Linked DNA regions of Homo sapiens: region 2 is linked to region 1. The links are chromatin loops, found by intact Hi-C in ENCODE. Cell type or tissue: Panc1. All regions are shown on one strand. Each heading gives the region's core, and the rest is flanking DNA. Links, peaks and the distances in the headings are about the cores only. Region 1 has its middle 15 kb from the start of CT45A1. Region 2 has its middle 35 kb from the start of INTS6L.

The links. A loop is a pair of places that touch in the nucleus more often than their neighbours do. Peaks named below come from ENCODE experiments on the same cell type or tissue, not always from the same donor. Only the 100,000 strongest peaks of a DNase experiment are listed, where the experiment ranks them.
Region 2: it touches region 1 in a loop (4-fold over the local background); 11 of 110 quality-filtered maps call a loop at or near these places.

What each region holds. Positions count from the first base shown.
Region 1 is chrX:135,694,110-135,702,763 of GRCh38, reverse strand. No RefSeq gene overlaps it. Among named protein-coding and RNA genes, the nearest start is that of CT45A1, 15 kb to the left of the region's middle. In Panc1, for the core only: a CTCF peak has its summit at 4,996; no DNase peak of the experiment used is centred there; H3K27me3 peaks cover 894 bases.
Region 2 is chrX:135,481,401-135,490,054 of GRCh38, reverse strand. No RefSeq gene overlaps it. Among named protein-coding and RNA genes, the nearest start is that of INTS6L, 35 kb to the left of the region's middle. RefSeq lists an enhancer at 449-498. In Panc1, for the core only: CTCF peaks have their summits at 5,027 and 5,230; a DNase peak (open chromatin) is centred at 5,214.

The DNA.
Region 1 (8,654 bases), core at 455-8,454:
TGTTCCAAGACTCAGAAGTTTCCTGGCACAGTTTCACCAGGGTCTACCTTAAAGTTTGATTAGTCCTATTAACCTTGCGGGAGGATTGTGGCCTCCATAAGGAGTGGAGATGAAATTTAATTTTCAAAGGTTGGGCTATCTATTGGGTTACAGTTGCAGGAAAACAGGGGCCTTTGTCGCTCTGCAAGGAGCATGGGAGGCCAAATCCTGGTATGATCTCTTTTGGCAGTGCCTTGGCCACTTCTGTAACTTTCTCTGTTCTGGCGGGGAACGCTTCTACCTATTCGAGAATGGTGTCTACAAAAACTAAAAGGTATTTAAAAACTCGAAAGGAGGGCCTTTGGGTGCAGTCAATTTGCCAGTCCTCACCACGATAGTTCTTTGCCACTGGACTGAGGTTAATAAAGGAGGAGACCCTTGTTTTGTTTGCCTCGTGGTAATTTTGAGACCAAAGTTCACAGGCCTGAGTGACCTTTTTATTGTGGTTGCCAGGCCTTTACCTGTAAACACATGGTCCATGCACGTGGTCATAGCATCCTGCCCCATATGGAGGGAATTGTGCAAATTTTTATCAATTTTTCATGGGTGGGACTAGCAAGAGTTTAAACCTATGAGCCTCCAACCCTCAGGATTTAGGGTCTTCTGATTTTCTTTAGCCTATGCTTGTTTTCTATCCTATAGGATAGATTTATAAGAAAAGAATGGGGCCGTGCACGGTCGCTCACATCCGTATGAAATTCACCACTTTGGGAGGCTGAAGTTGGTGGATCACTTGAGGTCAGAGGTTCAAGACCAGCCTGACCAACATGGTGAAACCCCGTCTTTACTGAAAATACAAAAATTAGACAGGTGTGGTAGCATGTGCCTGTAATCCCAGATACTTGGGAGTCTGAGGCAGGAGAACTGCTTGAGCGAGAGAGGTGCAGATTGCAGTGAGCTGAGATCGCACCACTGCACTCCATCCTAAGCAACAGAGCAAAACTCCATCTCAAAAAAAATAAAAAATAAGAAATAAAGAGAATGAGCTGAGAAGAATAGGGTCCTAGCTTCCCTGCTAGCCCTTGCATTGCCCAGTGCAACTGAGGAGTTTCCTTTTTGATGTTCTTGACAGTGAATGACTGCCATTTGATTAGGATCATGCACAGCCCCGTAAATCTGCAGTGTTTCCTTTGCATGTTTAATGGGGGAATTCCGTGCATTTAGAAGACCCCGCTTTTTTCAGATACCTGCATGTGGTTGAAGCACAAAGAAGGCGTTCTTGGAGTCAGCATATATGTTAAGTGCCTTTCCCTGACCTAGATCCAGGGCCTTAGGGAGAGGAACCAGGATTCAGGGTGAGGGCGATTAGCCCTGCTTTTTGTGCTGAGGTATTAGGTGGCAGTGTTTGGGCATCTATTGTTTGGTATAGACTTACCACAGTACATCCTACCCTTATTTTTCCATTTTTTAGAAAACTACTTCCATCAGAATGTAGAAAACTATATTCATCATCAGGATTCTTGAGAGATGTATCTCTTAGATCTCTTCTACCTAAGTAGATCTGCTCTATGGTTTTAATACAGGAATGAGTTAGGTTCTCCGAGGAATTGACTGGCATGAGCAGAGCTGGATTAAGGGTGTCACAAGTTTTTATAGTAACCTTGGGGCAGTCTAAGAGGAGAGCCTGATGTTTGGTGAGTCTTCCTCTCGAGAGAGATCTAGGAATCAGGGTTCTACAGAACCCATACATTCAAAAAAAGTTCTGTGTTGTCTCTTGGTTTGGGAACTAGGCAATCTAGTATGGCTTGTTTTCTTTTTCCTGATAGCTGCCTTATTCCCGCGGTTATAATGTACCCTAAGTAAGTTACTCCCTGTTTGCTTAATTGTGCCCTTTTATTTGAAAACTTATATCTACTTGCTCCAAGGGAATTTAAGACTGTGATGGTATTCTTGTCAGATGTTTCCTTGGTAGGGCTACATATCAAGATGTTATCTACATAGTGTAGGACACCACATTCCCTAAGTGGTAACTCTCAGAGATCTTTGTCTAGGGCTAGTGAAAACAGGTGAGGGCTATCTTGAAAGCCCAGGCACTATAACACCCAGGTGTACTGGTGGGTGTTCCCTGTATTTGGATCTGTCTTTTCAAAGGCAAATAGAAACTGAAAGGACAGGTGCACTGGGATTAAAAACACGACATCTTTAAGGCCTAGTACACTAAACCATTGGCAATGTCCCAGAATTTGGGTTAATAAGATATAACGGTTCTCTACCAAGTGAGGAAGAGAGTTCCTGCCTCGTTTATGATTCTCAAGTGTTGTGCCAGTTGATATTCCCCATTTGGTTTTATGACTGGTCAGCGTAGGAGTATTAAGGACACTAGTAAACAATGCTGTAAGAATCTAGAAATTAAGGGCTTCAATACCTTTTTTGCTTCTAATATTAGGGGATATTGCTTTTATTTGGGGTACTTATTGGGGTCCTGTAGTTTAATGACCACAGGTTGAGCCCAAAGGGCTCTTCTGAGCACGCTGTTGTTCCAGATGCTGGATTTACATGTTCTAAGATTGACAGACATAGGGAGGTGATCTGCTGGCCCTTCAACGAGGACCATTTGGGAGGGGCTGGTGCCTTCGAGTGGTATGATGGCACCCATGTTAGTTAATAAATCTCTGCCTAAGAGCAGGGTAGGACACTCAGAAATTAGCAAGAAAGAGTGTGGCATAAACTGATGTGTATGTGAGTAAGGAAGTAAAATAGTAAGAATGGGGTTGATTATTGACCCCAGTTATGGTACAACTTTTGGAAGTAAGTGGCCCAACATGAGAAGTTAATACACAGTAGGAGGCCCCTTTATCCATTAAAAAATCAATATTCTTACCTGCCACATCAAGGGTCAGCTAGAGTTCCAGATTGGTGACTGGAATGTTCTTTTCAGTGGGGGCCGTCTGGAACCCTGGGCCTCCTTAGTCTTGAGTTAGTGCCATCTCAAGGGAGGATGTCCGCTTTCCCCTTCAGGACTGAGGAAAATCCATTCCCCAGTGGCTATCTTGTTTACAGACTGGGCGTGGCCCAGGGGCAGCTGTGTGCACTTTCTGGCCTGGTGCTCCGATTGCTTGCATTGAAAGCAGGCTCCTTGATAGCTGTTACCCTGTTGGCGACCAGTTTCCAAGCTTCAAGTTTCCTGGGGGTGATTTCGAGGTGGCAGGACACTACTAACAGAAAGAGCTATCATTTTAGCCTGAGCCTTATCTCACCTGTTCTTGCACTGGACTCTGCCTTCCTCCTCATTCAGATTCCTATTATGAAATACTCCAAAATCCATTTCTGTTAGTTGAGACATAAGTGTTTCTGGCCCTAATTGTAATTTCTGTGGTTTTCTCCTGATATCTGGGGTAGACTGGCTAATAAAGTTTTGTCCTGGTGACAATCCCTGTGTGACTACTTTGACTTTCTCATAGTTAACAGGTTTTTTTTTTTTAATGCATAGTCTGATCCCTGCCAGGAGGCATTGGACCATGTAGGTCATCCCTATTCTTTATTCTTCCAGACCTGTTGTAATTCCAACCTGGGTCATAGGAGAGATCAGCAATAGCTGTCACTTCATGGGTGGCAGGCCAGTCAGCTGCCCTGCTATTTATGTATCCCTGACTGGCTAATCAGATTCTCTGTTGTTCCTGTGGAGTACAGCAAGGGAAAGGACAGCTTGTATACCTTTCCAAGTTAAGTCAAAGGCCAAAGTTAGAGCCTGGGCTGCATTGGTAAATGCATTGGGTTCCTCTGAGAACAGTCTGAGGTTTTGCTTGCACTGGATTAGATCATTTATTGAGAATGGAACATGTATTCTAATGGTCCCTTCTGCATTTGGACTTCTGGTAAAGGGAGCAGTTTCACTGGTCCTGGATGGTATGAAGTCCCACTATGAGTTATTCCAGGTTGGCCAGTCCCTACTTACAAGGCAAAGGAGAGTAAAGAGAAGCATATGCAGGAGTTGAAATGGGATTATATTCTACAGAAGACTCTGATAGGGTAGGGTGTGCTGGGGACTCAGAAGTAGATATGGGCCCCTGAGAGCCCCTTTATGGAGCTGGTGTTGGGCTGTGGGCCCTGAGAGCCCTTCCCCTTAATAGAAGATAATTTTCTAGTGCATCTGTGTGGTTTTCTGTCTTACTGGGTTTAACCCACAGGTGCTGCATAGAGCTGGGTTCTGTTGTAAGGCTATAAAGGCCTGCACATAGGGAACATCAGACCACATTCCCTGATTTGTACAGAAAAGATCTAGCCGTAAGATGGTGTTAAAGTTCATATTTCTTTCTCCAGCCATTTTTCATTGTTAGCTGAATTGTATCCAGGTCAAACAGTGTTACAAAACAAGGTAAGTTTTTTTTTCTTCTTTAGCTCATCTAACCAAATGGTATTCCGGTTTTTAAAATATACATCCCAGGGTTGTTTTAGTGAGAGTAGAAGAGATGGGTCCCATGGAGCCAAGAGAATCCTGCAATGACAGACACATATGCCGAAGTCCAGGAGGTTGTGGGTGTTCCCATGAGCTAACCTAGACCATGAAGTGGTACAGGGCACTCGCTTGAATCTGCATGAGATTGAGGCCCTAGGAGGTCACCGGTGTTTGCCATGCACCATCCTAGATCTCACCAGTACTGGACGTCTCCAGGCTCAACCGAGGTGGCCCCTGCTGCCAGCTGGGGGCCCAGATGTCTCACTGACAAGACTCTCCCTACCTCACCTAGAATACCTGGATGCATTCCCTGTGACCGGACATCTACATGACTGCACATCTTTTTTTTTCTGGATAGAATGTTTGCTGAAGGACATGTGAAGGATTATGAAAATGAATAAAGCCTGGAAAGATAGGGACTCTTAATGTGCCCTAAACAGAAAGTTTTGTCAACAGAAATCCAGAGTAGAAAATAGATCACAATAGCCACTAAGTGGCAGTCAAGTATTGCCAGAGGGGCAACAAACATGCTGAGTCTGAAATGTGGCCAAAAGGATGTGACACTAAGCAGCAAAATAGCCTGAGTACTGAATATTGAGAGCAACCCACATGCATAGTATAATTATGAATAGAGCAGAAGTTGCAGCCAAAAGGAGAGCAGCACATATATTCACATAAAGAATATAGGTGACTTAAAAACTTTTTTCCCCAGAATTTCATTGAAACAGCACATTACCATGCCAGCTGAGCTGCCCATCCTAAACAGGGTGTTTTCTGACCCCCCAAATCTTAGTGATGGGTAGGTACAGAAGCACCCCATTATCAAATTGAAGGGATACATAAAGATCACACTCAGGTCCTGGAGCGATAAGTACTTTGTAAGAGAAAGTGGCCCAAAACTCATGGCTTCGACTCTTGCTATATTTAGCTTCTCTCTCTTTCTTTGGAAGAATTCTGAGATGGTCCCCATGACTTTTACCCTCTGGTGTTAGTCTCATGATTACATTACAGGAAAAAATAATTTTGCAGATGTAATTATGCTCACTAGTCACTTGATCTTACGATAAGGAGATTCTCCAAGTGGGTCTGACTTACACACATGAGCCCTTTAAAAGCAGAGCATTCAATATCATTGATCACTAGAGAAACACAAATTGCAAATCAAAACCACAATGAGATACCATCTCACAACAGTCAAAATGGCTATTATTAAAAAGTCAAGAAATAACAGATGCTGGTGAGGTTGTGGAGAAAAGCGAACACTTTATACACTGTTGGTGGGAGCATAAATTATTAGGTTGGTGCAAAAGTAATTGCAGTTTTGCCATTACGTTTAATGGCAAAAATAGCAATTACTTTTGCACCAACCTAATAGTTCAACCACTGTGGAAAGCAGCATAGTGATTCCTCAAAGAGCTGAAAGCAGAACTAACATTTGACCCAGCAATGCCATTACTGTGTATATACCCTAAGGAATGTAAACCATTCTAACATAAAGATATATGCATGCAAATGTTCACTGCAACACTATTACAATAGCAAAGACATGGAATCAACCTAAGTGCTCATCAATGGCAGACTGAATAAAGAAAATGTGGTACATATACACCATGGAATACTATGCAGCCATAAAAAAGAATGAGATTTTGTCTTTTGCAGAAACATGGATGAAGCTGAAGGCTGTTATCCTTAGCAAACTAACACAGGAACAAAAAAATAAATACTGCATGTTCTCACTCATGAGTGGGAGCTAAATGATGAGAACACATGGACACAAATATGGGAGCAACAGACACTGGAATCTACCTGGGGATGGAGGGTGAGAGGAGGGAAAGTATCAGGAAAAATAACTGATGGGTACTAGGCTTAACACCTGGGTGATGAAATAATCTGTACAACAAACTCCTGTGACACAAATTTACCTGTGTAACAAACCTGTACTTGTACCCTAGAACTTAAAATAAAAGTTAAAAAGAAGTCTGGCACTAATCCAATCAAATTCCCTCACTTTCCTGATGAGGAAGTATGAATTGTCAAGGTCCTTTGAGTGATCAGGGGCAGGACCAGAGTTAAATGTGAGCTCACGTGAAGCTCAGCATTTTTTTACCACATACTACCTTCTACATGTTCGTGTATCCTGTGATTTTAATGCAAATAGCAATGTGTTTGGATTAAAATCTCAAACATCAAAAGAGAAAGAAAGATGAGGAAGTTATATTGATATCAGATAAAGGTGACCAATAAAATGCATTATTTGAGCATAAATAGTCCCTATGTAATGGTCAAAATTCATTTCTCCAGAAACATTTAACAATTGTACAGGTGTATGCAGTTAATAAAATAGTCTCGAAAATATATAAAGCAATAATAAGAACTATTGAGAGAAATTGAAAAATCCACCATTATTGTGGAAGATTTTAAACGTAATTATCTCAATTAATGTTAAGTTGAACAGAAAAAAATAATAAACACATAAATGTGAACAATACAATAAACAAAGTTAACTTGTGGCCATTTATAGAAACCTGTAACCAACAATCGGAATATAAACTATTCTCAAGCATACATGGAAAAACAGGCCATGGTCTCAACAATGTTCAAATACCTAGTTTCATACATACTCTTTAAACAAAACGAAATTGAACTAGAAGTGAATAGCAACAACAACAAAATGTATTCAGAAATTTTAAAAGTCTTCTAATAAGTACTTAGGTATGAATGATAAGGAATATATTGCATATGAAAACTTTCTGGATGCAGTGAAACTGGTCCTTAGAGGAAATACATAGTCTTACGTGCTTATATTAGAAAAGGAAAAAAAGCCTGAAAATTGAGCTCTGTCTAACATAAGAAACTGGATGAAGAACAGTAGAATATACCCAAAGAAAGTAGAAAGAAGGTGCTAATAAACATGAAGCAGAAATTAATGAAATAGAAAAGAAATTGCAATAGAGAAAATAAACAAATCCAAAAGTCGGTCCTTTGAAAACTAATAGCATAGACAAACCTTTAGGAAGATTGATCAAGAAAAAAATAATGAACAAATACGTAACATTAGGAATGAAAAATGACATAACTATGGATGCAGCAAAAATTCTAAAAAGGGAAGGGAAACTCCTATGAACAACTTTATATTAAATTCAAAAACTTAAATGAAATACACATTTACTTCTCAAAAGAAGACATACATGCGGCCAAGAAACATATGAATAAAAGCTCAACATTACTGAACATTAGAGAAATGCAAATCAAAACCACAATAAGATACCATCTCATGCCAGTCAGAGGCTGAGGAAGGAGAATCACTTGAACCTGGGAGGTGGAGGTTGCAGTGAGCCGAGATTGCTCCACTGTACTCTGGGCTGCGCGACAGGAGCAAAAGAAAAAAAGACAAAAAACAACAGATACTGGTGAGGTTGCAGAGAAAAAGGACTGCTTTTACACTGTTGGTGGGAGTGTAAATTACTTCAACCATTGTGGAAGACAGTGTGGTGATTCCTCAAAGATCAAGAGGCAGAAATACCATTTGACCCAGCAATCCCATTACTAGGTATATACCCAAAGGAATATAAAGCATTCAGTATGTTCATTGCAGCACTACTTACAACAGCAAAGACATGGAATCAACCTAAATGCCCATCAATAATAGACTGGATAAAGAAAATGTGGTACATATACACCATGAAATACAATGCAACCATAAAAAGGAATGAGATCATGTCCTTTGGAGGGGTATGGATGGAGTTGGAAGCCGTTATCTTCAGCAAACTAACACAGGAACAGAAAACCAAGCAGCGCATATGCTCACTTACTAGTGGGAGCCAAATGATGAGAACACAAGGACACGTTGGGGGGTGGGGGAACAACACACACTGGGGCCTGTCAGAAGGAGTGTGGGGGAAGGGAGAGCATCAGGAAGAATAGCTAACTGACACTGTGCTTAATACCTAGGTAATGGAATGCTCTGTGCAGCAAACCGCCAAGGCACACGTTTACCTATGTAACAAACCTGCACATCCACATCCTGCACATGTACCCCTGAACATAAAATAAAAGCTGAGGCCAGGCACGGTGGATCAAGCCTGTAATCCTAGCACTTTGGGAGGCTGAGGTGAGTGGATTACCTGACGTCAGGAGTTCAAGAGCAGCCTGGCCAACATGGTGAAACTTCGTCTCTACTAAAAATACAAAAAATTAGCCGGGTGCAGTGGCGTGCGCC
Region 2 (8,654 bases), core at 365-8,364, 210 kb after region 1:
TTGTATAATCCTGTCTGGTGACCCTATTTGGATAACTGAGTTGAGCATAATTTTAGATGAGAAATTGAATAGGGGGTGACTTCCTGACCCAGTACGTGGGATAGCCTTGGGATAAACTTAATTGAAGTATTACTTTGATGGGTTACAGAGACTTCTGAGGTAAGATCAAAGAGACATTTGTATAAGGCCTTGAGGGACCAAATTAGCCATCTCATTGGTTCTAGCAGCCATGACAATAATTAGTCAAGCAGCCTTTCGAAGGTGCTGGTAGGACTTTCCTTATACCTCTAATTGTCTCCCTCAAGGGGAAGTGAAATCACCTTTGACTGACCCCAGATCTGGCTGCTAAGCACTTTGGTTTAGTTGAAGAGAAAATGTTTGGGGAAATGTTAACCATGCACTCTAACCTCTAGGGCAGGGTTCTGCCAACTGCCTGTCACAACCCATTAAGGGTCATGAAATCAATTTAGTGGATCATGAGCAACATTTTTTAACCCAATTTACATGACTCCTTTTATTTCACACACTCATGGACTAGACCATTCTAAAGTAATATGGATTACTAAAGATAGCATTATTTTTATGACATTATTAATTATTATTTCTTGTGTTCTTCGTGTATTTACATGTGTTATAGTTTTTTCCATTTCCTTTTTTTTTTTTTTTTTTTTGAGACAGGGTCTTGCTCTGTTGTCTAGTCTAGAGTTCAGTGGCATGATCACAGCTCACTGCAGCCTCAACCTCCCAGGTTCAAGCAATCCTCCCACCTCAGCCTTCCAAGTAGCTGGGACCATAGGTGTGCTCCTGGTTAATTTTTGTATTTTTTGTAGAGACGGGATTTCACCATGTTGCCCAGGCTGGTCTGTAACTGCCGGGCTCAAGAGATCCACCTGCCTTGGCCTCCCAATGTGCTGGGATTACAGGCGTGAGCCATCACGCTTGGCTTTTTTCTTTTACTGATACATAATGTGTTACATATTTATAGGGTACATGTGACTGTTTGCCACAGGCATAGAACGTGTAATGATCAAGCCAGGGTATTTGGGGTATCCATCACCTTAAGTATTTATCATTTCTATGTGTTTGTATCCATGAGTAACACTTAAAAACAGAGAAGACCAGAGTAGAAAGTATTATGGATCTCATACCTTATAGGCAGGACCAGCTAAATAATTTTTGGGGCTCACCACAAAATAGAAATATGGGGCTCCTTGATTAAAAGGCAGAAAATACTGTTGCTAGAGGGACTCAAATATAAAGCTTTTTTCTTTTTTCTGCAGTCTCTGTCTTGACTTGCCAGCCATATTGGGGATTTTTTTTTTTTTTTTGAGACAGGGTCTCACTCTGTCGCCCAAGCTGGAATGCAGTGGGACAATCACGGCTCACTGCAGCCTTGAACTCCTGAGCTTCAGCGATCCTCCCACCTCAGCCTCCCGAGTAGCTGGGACTACAGGTGCACACCATGCCCAGCTAATTTTTTAATTTTTGTGCAGACATGTTTCACCATGTTTCCCAGGCAGGTCTTGAACTCCAGAACTCAAGGAATCTGCCCACCTCGGTCTCCCCAAGTGCTGGGATTACAAGCGAGACCCACTGCGCCTGACTGCCACAGTGTATTTTTATTTGCTATTTATTCCAACCCTAAGTAAAAAAAAAAAAAAATTAAATTATTAACATAAAATTTACTGTTAATCTTTATTAGGCAAGGCCAGTTCAAAGACACAAATATAAAAGCACTTAACTTACATGCAGAATCACCAAAACTACACAGTTTATATTTTGTAGCTTTTACCAGAACAGTGGAAACACTGCACAAAATGAATTGAAGTGTTTTTGTTTCACTTCCGATACATGCACATACTACACATACTAAAAATAGTCTCTGCCTTTGGTTTACTGGTGAGTAAGGCATGATGAAAGAGAAAGGGTTGATGTATCTTCTCCCTTTTTTTCTATGTCATCATCTTCAGCATAACTGGTTGGCTAATACAGGAAAGTAACACCATAGGATATAATAGGGTTCTTCATATTACTTTTTTTTTTTTTTTTTTTTTTTTTTTTGAGACGGAGTCTTGCTCTGTGGCCCAGGCTGGAGTGCAGTGGTGCGATCTCGGCTCACTGCAAGCTCCACCTCCTGGGTTCACACCATTCTCCTGCCTCAGCCTCCCGAGTAGCTGGGACTACAGGCGCCCGCCACCACGCCTGGCTAATGTTTTGTATTTTTAGTAGAGACAGGGTTTCACTGTGTTAGCCAGAATGGTCTCGATCTCCTGACCTCGTGATCCACCCACCTTGGCCTCCCAAAGTGTTGGGATTACAGGTGTGAACCACTGCGCCTGGCCGGTTTTCATATTTCTTAGAATCCCATTGCATTGAATTCTTTCTGTCTATGAAACAAGATCTTGTTCAAAAGGTAAGCATGACCTCTTTGGTCTGTCACTACCCTACTCCACCCCGCCTTAGTTGTAGAGGGAACACATCTTCTTCTCCCTTTGAGACTTGCTGAACTCCCAAGCACTGCCAGTTCACTGCAGTTGTGTTCTCTGGGGGCATCACAAACACTGTATGTAAATGAGGGAACAAGAAACACACATTTTCCGCATCTACTCTGCTCATGTGCGTGCTCCACTGTTGCATTTGACTTCATTTACAAAACACAAGTTCAAAAATAAAATTATTAAAGATTCCTAGACAGTGGTAGTAGAACACTAAACCAACTATGCGGCTCTTCTGAGCGTGTGGCCCTGTGCTACTATAACAGGCCACAAGCCTAGGAAGCCAGCCCTGAGGATTACGTATTTTTTGTGAAAGTTTTACTTCAGGTGTGTGTGTGGGAGTGTGTGGTATGTGTGTACTGGGGTCATCGTCAAAGTTTGGGAATCCCTGCTTTAGGAGAAGGCCAGGCTTCTCCCATGTCCTCCCCTACTAGGTGTTAGAGCTTTCTCCGGGAAGAGTCAGGTGATTTTAGTTAGAACAGGACTAGGGCTAACCTCTTCAGTGCAGTGCAAGTTCTCTCCATTCTGTGATCTCCCCTGCCCCTGCAACTCATGTGGTTGGTATGACAAGACAGGCCAGGGTGGTCTCCTCTTTATAAGCAGGCTGCCTTGACCTTACCCAAAAAGGAAACCAGGGTGGGCCAAGGAGAAAAAAAAAAAAACATCTGTCTTGTACCTGCTTAGGCTTTACTTCTCATCTAAGCTCATTTAAGCTCAAGGGGAAAAAAGGGTCCTTTCACCTCACACACAGCAGGCCAGTTTACCAAGGTAAGTAACTATTAGGTTGGTGCAAAAGTGATTTTGCTATTACTTTTAATGGCAAAAACCGTGATCACTTTTGCACCAACCTAATACTTTAAGCGATTCAGCAATAAGTAGGCTCTTTCCTGAGGCGTCTTTGTGATTATATCCTACCCTTGGGAATCTGTTGGAGTATGGGCAGCAAGATGGGCTTCAAGGATCCAGAGAAACTTAGCCATACCTGCCTTTTTCACTATTAACATAATAAGCCTTGATATCAGTTTTACTTTTTACATTGTAAACGTTCTATTAGTTCCACAGAGAATTCAAAAGTTAAAGAAAATTATACGGAAGAAAAGTAAAATTGCCTGTTATGTAAAATTCCATCATAAACACTGTGAACATATTTTGTATGTTTTTTTCCACTAATTTTTCTATGTGTATACATTACAATTAAACACAATGGATGATATTGTCTATAGAAGTTTAATCTCATTTATTTCACTTAGCATTACATTACGAGATTGTTTCTTTCTCCTAGACAGTGCTGCACATGCACAGAAAACTTTCTGTCTGTCTCTCCTGCATACTTAAGATGCATTGATATCATTGGTTAAGGTAAAGTTAAATCAGTTGTTTCTTGTAACTAGAAAACATTTTTATTTCCCTATTAGTTTCCCTCTCAGAGGAGATCCTTATTCCAAATTTACTCTTTGTTCCAGTAATTTGCACTCTCTGCCACAAGGTAATAAGAAAAGAGTGAAGATATTTTCTTGTAGCTAGAACCAGACTTCTACACCAAGTTCAACTCTTTATCAAAATAATATTTACCTTTGTTACATCTAAGTAACAAAACTTTGAATGTGATATCCATTATATTTGTTAATCAAATACAGAACCTCAATTACGTGCATCTTTTTTTTTTTTCTAAATAACGTGGCAGCCCTTTGTCCCTTCTTGCCTTTAAAACCCGACCTACACAGCAAGACTTTTTCTCTCCTGATGCTTACCTGAAGTTACCCTGGGTTCTAAAATGTGTGCCGTTTTGCTCCAGTGTCTGGCTTCCTGCTTCCTATCCTTGATAGGGAGCCTTCTCTCCTTTTCTATGTGTATATGTTACAATTAAACACAATGGATCATATTGTCTATAGAAGTTTAATCTGGTTTATTTCACTTAGCATTATATTACGAGAGCCGTCCACTCTCCAATAGTGTTTTAGGGACAGTATTTTATTGATGAAAATAGAACTGTGGTTTAAAAACATTAAATAGTTAAATTACCATAGTAATTATAAAAAGTAATTACTCCTTTTCCCCAGAATATAATTTTAAAAACACATTCATGCAGAATCAAAACAGAGGTTTCGAAACAGATACAGTAGAGATCCTTCTGGGAATCAAATCAGCAGATTCCCAGCCTTCCCACATTGCCTGATCCCATGGTTCTTGAACTGAACCTCCTCCCCTAATCCTCGTCTTTCTTCACTTCTAAGAATCACTACCTGTTTTCGTCGTGAGAGTTAACACTAGTCAGGGAGGGATGGTTAGGCCCTGGTGATCTTCCATTACATCCAAACAAGGAAAGATCATTTAGAGAGAATTTCTAAGGAAATACCTCTGTCCATGACCTTATCTTAAGTACATTCTACAAGAGATAAAAAATGACGATGGCAACAAGCCAAGAATCCATAGCTCTCATTATCTTGAGTTTGCAGGGTATGAAAATCACAGAATGTCAAACTCTGGAAATCATCCCATCCTTCATTTTGCAGATGCAGAAAAATATCCAGAAAGTAAAGGACTGATTTGAAAGTCACATATCTTGTCAGTGGCAGATCTGGGGCTAAAAGCTCAAATTACTAGATTCTGATTTCAGCACTTTCAGCTCTGCCAAACTATCTAAAACTGGGAATTGCATTACTTGTAGAATGATTTTAGGCTCTAATGAGCAGCAGCTTGCTGAATGGCAGAACAGCCAAAGGAGACTACTGCCACTTGCTGGTAGCATATGTAAATTGTTGAGACTGTTGCAAAAAGGAAATGCATTCATTCATTTATTCATTTAATTCCACAAATATTTACTATCAGCCTGGCATGTGCAAGCAATATGCTGGGTGCTATGGGGATGGCGGTGGAGTCCCACTCTCATGGGCCTGACATTTTAGTACGGAAGTCACAAAAAACAAACAAAAAATTACTTAGTAAAAAAGTGCAAGTGCCTTGAGAGCAGTATAGACACAACCATGTGGGAGTTCAGGGAAAGGACAGTTTCATGCTTTCTCACAGGGATCTGGGAAGAAGGGGGTATGGAGAAAAGATTGGTGAATTTGGCTTCAAAGGACAAATAGTTTAAGATTCGTTGAAATGGTGATAAGGCAGAGCACTCAATCCTAGATCTGGCTAAGCATTTAAAGCCTGAACTCTTAATTAAAAAAAAAAAAATAGGTGTATATCCATGGCACGCGTTTACCTATGTAACAAGCCGGTGCATCCTGCACATGTATCCTGGAACATAAAATAAAATAAAATAAAATAAAATAAAATAAAATAAAATAAAATAATAATTTAAAGATAAGGCCAGGCTCAGTGGCTCACGCCTATAATTCCAGCACTTTGGGAGGCCGAGGCAGGTGGATCACCTGAGGTCAGGAGTTCAAGACTAGCTTGGTCAACATGGCAAAACCCCTTCTGTACTAAAAGTAAAAAAATTAGCTGGGCATGGTGGCGGGTGCCTGTAATCCCCGCTACTTGGGAGGCTGAGGCAGGAGAATCACTTGAACCCGGGAGGTGGAGGTTGCAGTGCGCCCAGATTTTGCCATTGCATGCCAGCCTGGGCAACAAGAGTGAAACTCCGTCTCCAAAACAAACAAACAAACAAACAAACAAATCAAAAAAAAGATTAAAAAAAAGAAATAAAATCTTCTAATGAGAAAAAAGTTGTATATATTTATGGGGTACATGTGACATTTTGATACAGGCATACAGTGTGTACTAATCACATCAAAGTAATTGGGGCATCCATCACCTCAAGGATTTATCATTTCTTTGTGTTGGGAACATTCCAGTTCCACTCTTAGTTATTTAAAAATATACAATAAATTATTGTTGGCTGTAGTCACTCTGCTGTGCTACCAAATGCTAGATCTTATTCATTATATCTATGTTTTTGGACCCATTAACCATCCCCACTCTAAAACCTGAACTCTTAAACATTATGCTGTACAGGCCTTTTGATTGGGTTGAGATTTACAATTGGAAAATAGCATAGGGCCCTGAATGCCACACTAAATGATTTGGATTTATTCTGTAGGTAGCCAAGGATGGTTTTAAAGAGAGTCATCTCATCAGAACTGTACTCTTGTACCAAAAGCGCTAAGCATTTGGATTAGGGCTTGAGAGCAGATCAAAGACGACAGTACAGAGGAGTGGGTTCCATCAGAAGCTCTGATGGCTGGTAATTATTCTGCAGCTTTTTTCTTCACAGGGTCTTACTATGTTGCCCAGGCTGGTCTTGAACTCCTGGGCTCAAGCAATCCTCCTTCCTCGGCGTCCCAAAGTGCTGGGATTACAGGCATGAGCCACCGCACCTGGTCAATTATTCTGCAGCTTTAATTGCTCAGAGCCTTTTGCTAAGCTCCACTCTGCTACACTTGTCTGGTCACATTAAGAGCTGCCAAATCTATTTCCTGAGTTACAGAGTAGATCAGGACTTTCTCAGAAGTCAGCTTTTATTCAAACAGTTTTATTATATATAAAAATATTTATACATATATAAAAATAGATATATAAAGTATATATGTATTTTATATGTGTATATATGTACATATATAAAGTACATATATAAAAATATATTGTTTTCTTGGAGAAAAGTTTTACCTTTTTTCTAACTTAATATCATTTACTGATTCCAAAATTTTCTAACATTACAGAACTATTTTTTTAAACAAATGATTCATACTGTTTTTAGTTTGCTTTATTAAATGACTTATACAGCACAAATTGTCTTTGCGTATCAGTACATGTAGATCCACCTAATTTTTTAAAATGCACCTTTGTGTATTTTTCTCAGTTCCTCTAAGGATAGACATATGAGTTCTTTTCATTTTTTTTCTATTATAAGCAATGATGCAATAAATATATTTATACATAAATCTTTGCACATTTGTGGAGATGTTTCTACAGGAAAAATGTCTGGCACTATAAATGTTGCATCACTGGGTCTTATGAGTCGTCTTTTACCAGATACCACCAAATTGACAGATACTACCAAATTGCCCTTTGAAAATATCATACCAATTTATACTTTCAGCCAGAGTGTGCTGGCTTGTTCACACCCTCTTTAATACTATCAAACTTTTACACTTTTCATACTAGGATAGACAAAAAAAGGATATCTTATTTTTCCAATAATCAATATACATTAAGCATCCATATTTGGGGTGAATTAGGAAGCTAATGCTAATTGGCCTCTCTCATTCTTCCATATAACCTGCATATATTCTCAAAAGGTTTTTAGGGTCATTTTTCAGGGCCTGGCATGTTAGACACTCATTCTGGGAACACACACCAGATGTACGTTTGGTATATAACTTCATAGAGTTTGTATATAGGAAATATAGATAGAGCTGGATAATGGATGTGACTTAAGTTGCACGACAACCTAATTCAAGGAAATAGCTGAATCGCCCATCAAAGGATACAAATGAAGAAAATCTTCATCTGATAAGAAAGACCTACAGAGCATAGTAGATCTGTCCTGGATCTGTCACTTGGCTGTTTGTCTTGTTTCATTCGCAACATATACAAACCACATTTTCCAAATGGTGACATCATCGATAATACAGTGGCTCAAAGTAATGTAATCGTTTCGCCAGATGACAGTATTGTTGGCTCAATACACTAAACAGGTGATGGCATAGTTTCCAGTCAGGGAAAACAACTGTAACAAAAGCATCTAAGCCCAAATATTTGAGTAGTTGCCTCTGTCAACACAATAGCTAACAGACTGACTTAGCACAAATAATCATGAATTGACTTAGTCTGTTTGGGCTGCTATAATAAAATATTAGGTTGGTGCAAATGTAATTGTGGTTTTTGCATTGTTGGAAATTGCGGTTTAATATTGGAATACATTCTTAAATAATATGGTTATGTTAGACATCATTTTAATGGGCCCTCGGTTTATTTTTATTATTTATTTATTTATTTTTGCTAATGTCTTATTACTTGCTGTTTATTTTAGGCTATAGAAATGATGTTACACAAAAAGCAAATTTGAGCGATTTTCTCATTCGAGTTCAAAATGGGTTGTAAAGCAACAGAGGCAACTCACAACACCAAAAATACATTTGGCCCAGGAACTGTTAACGAACGTGCAGTGTGGTGGTGGTCCAAGGAGACGAGAGACTTGAAGATGAG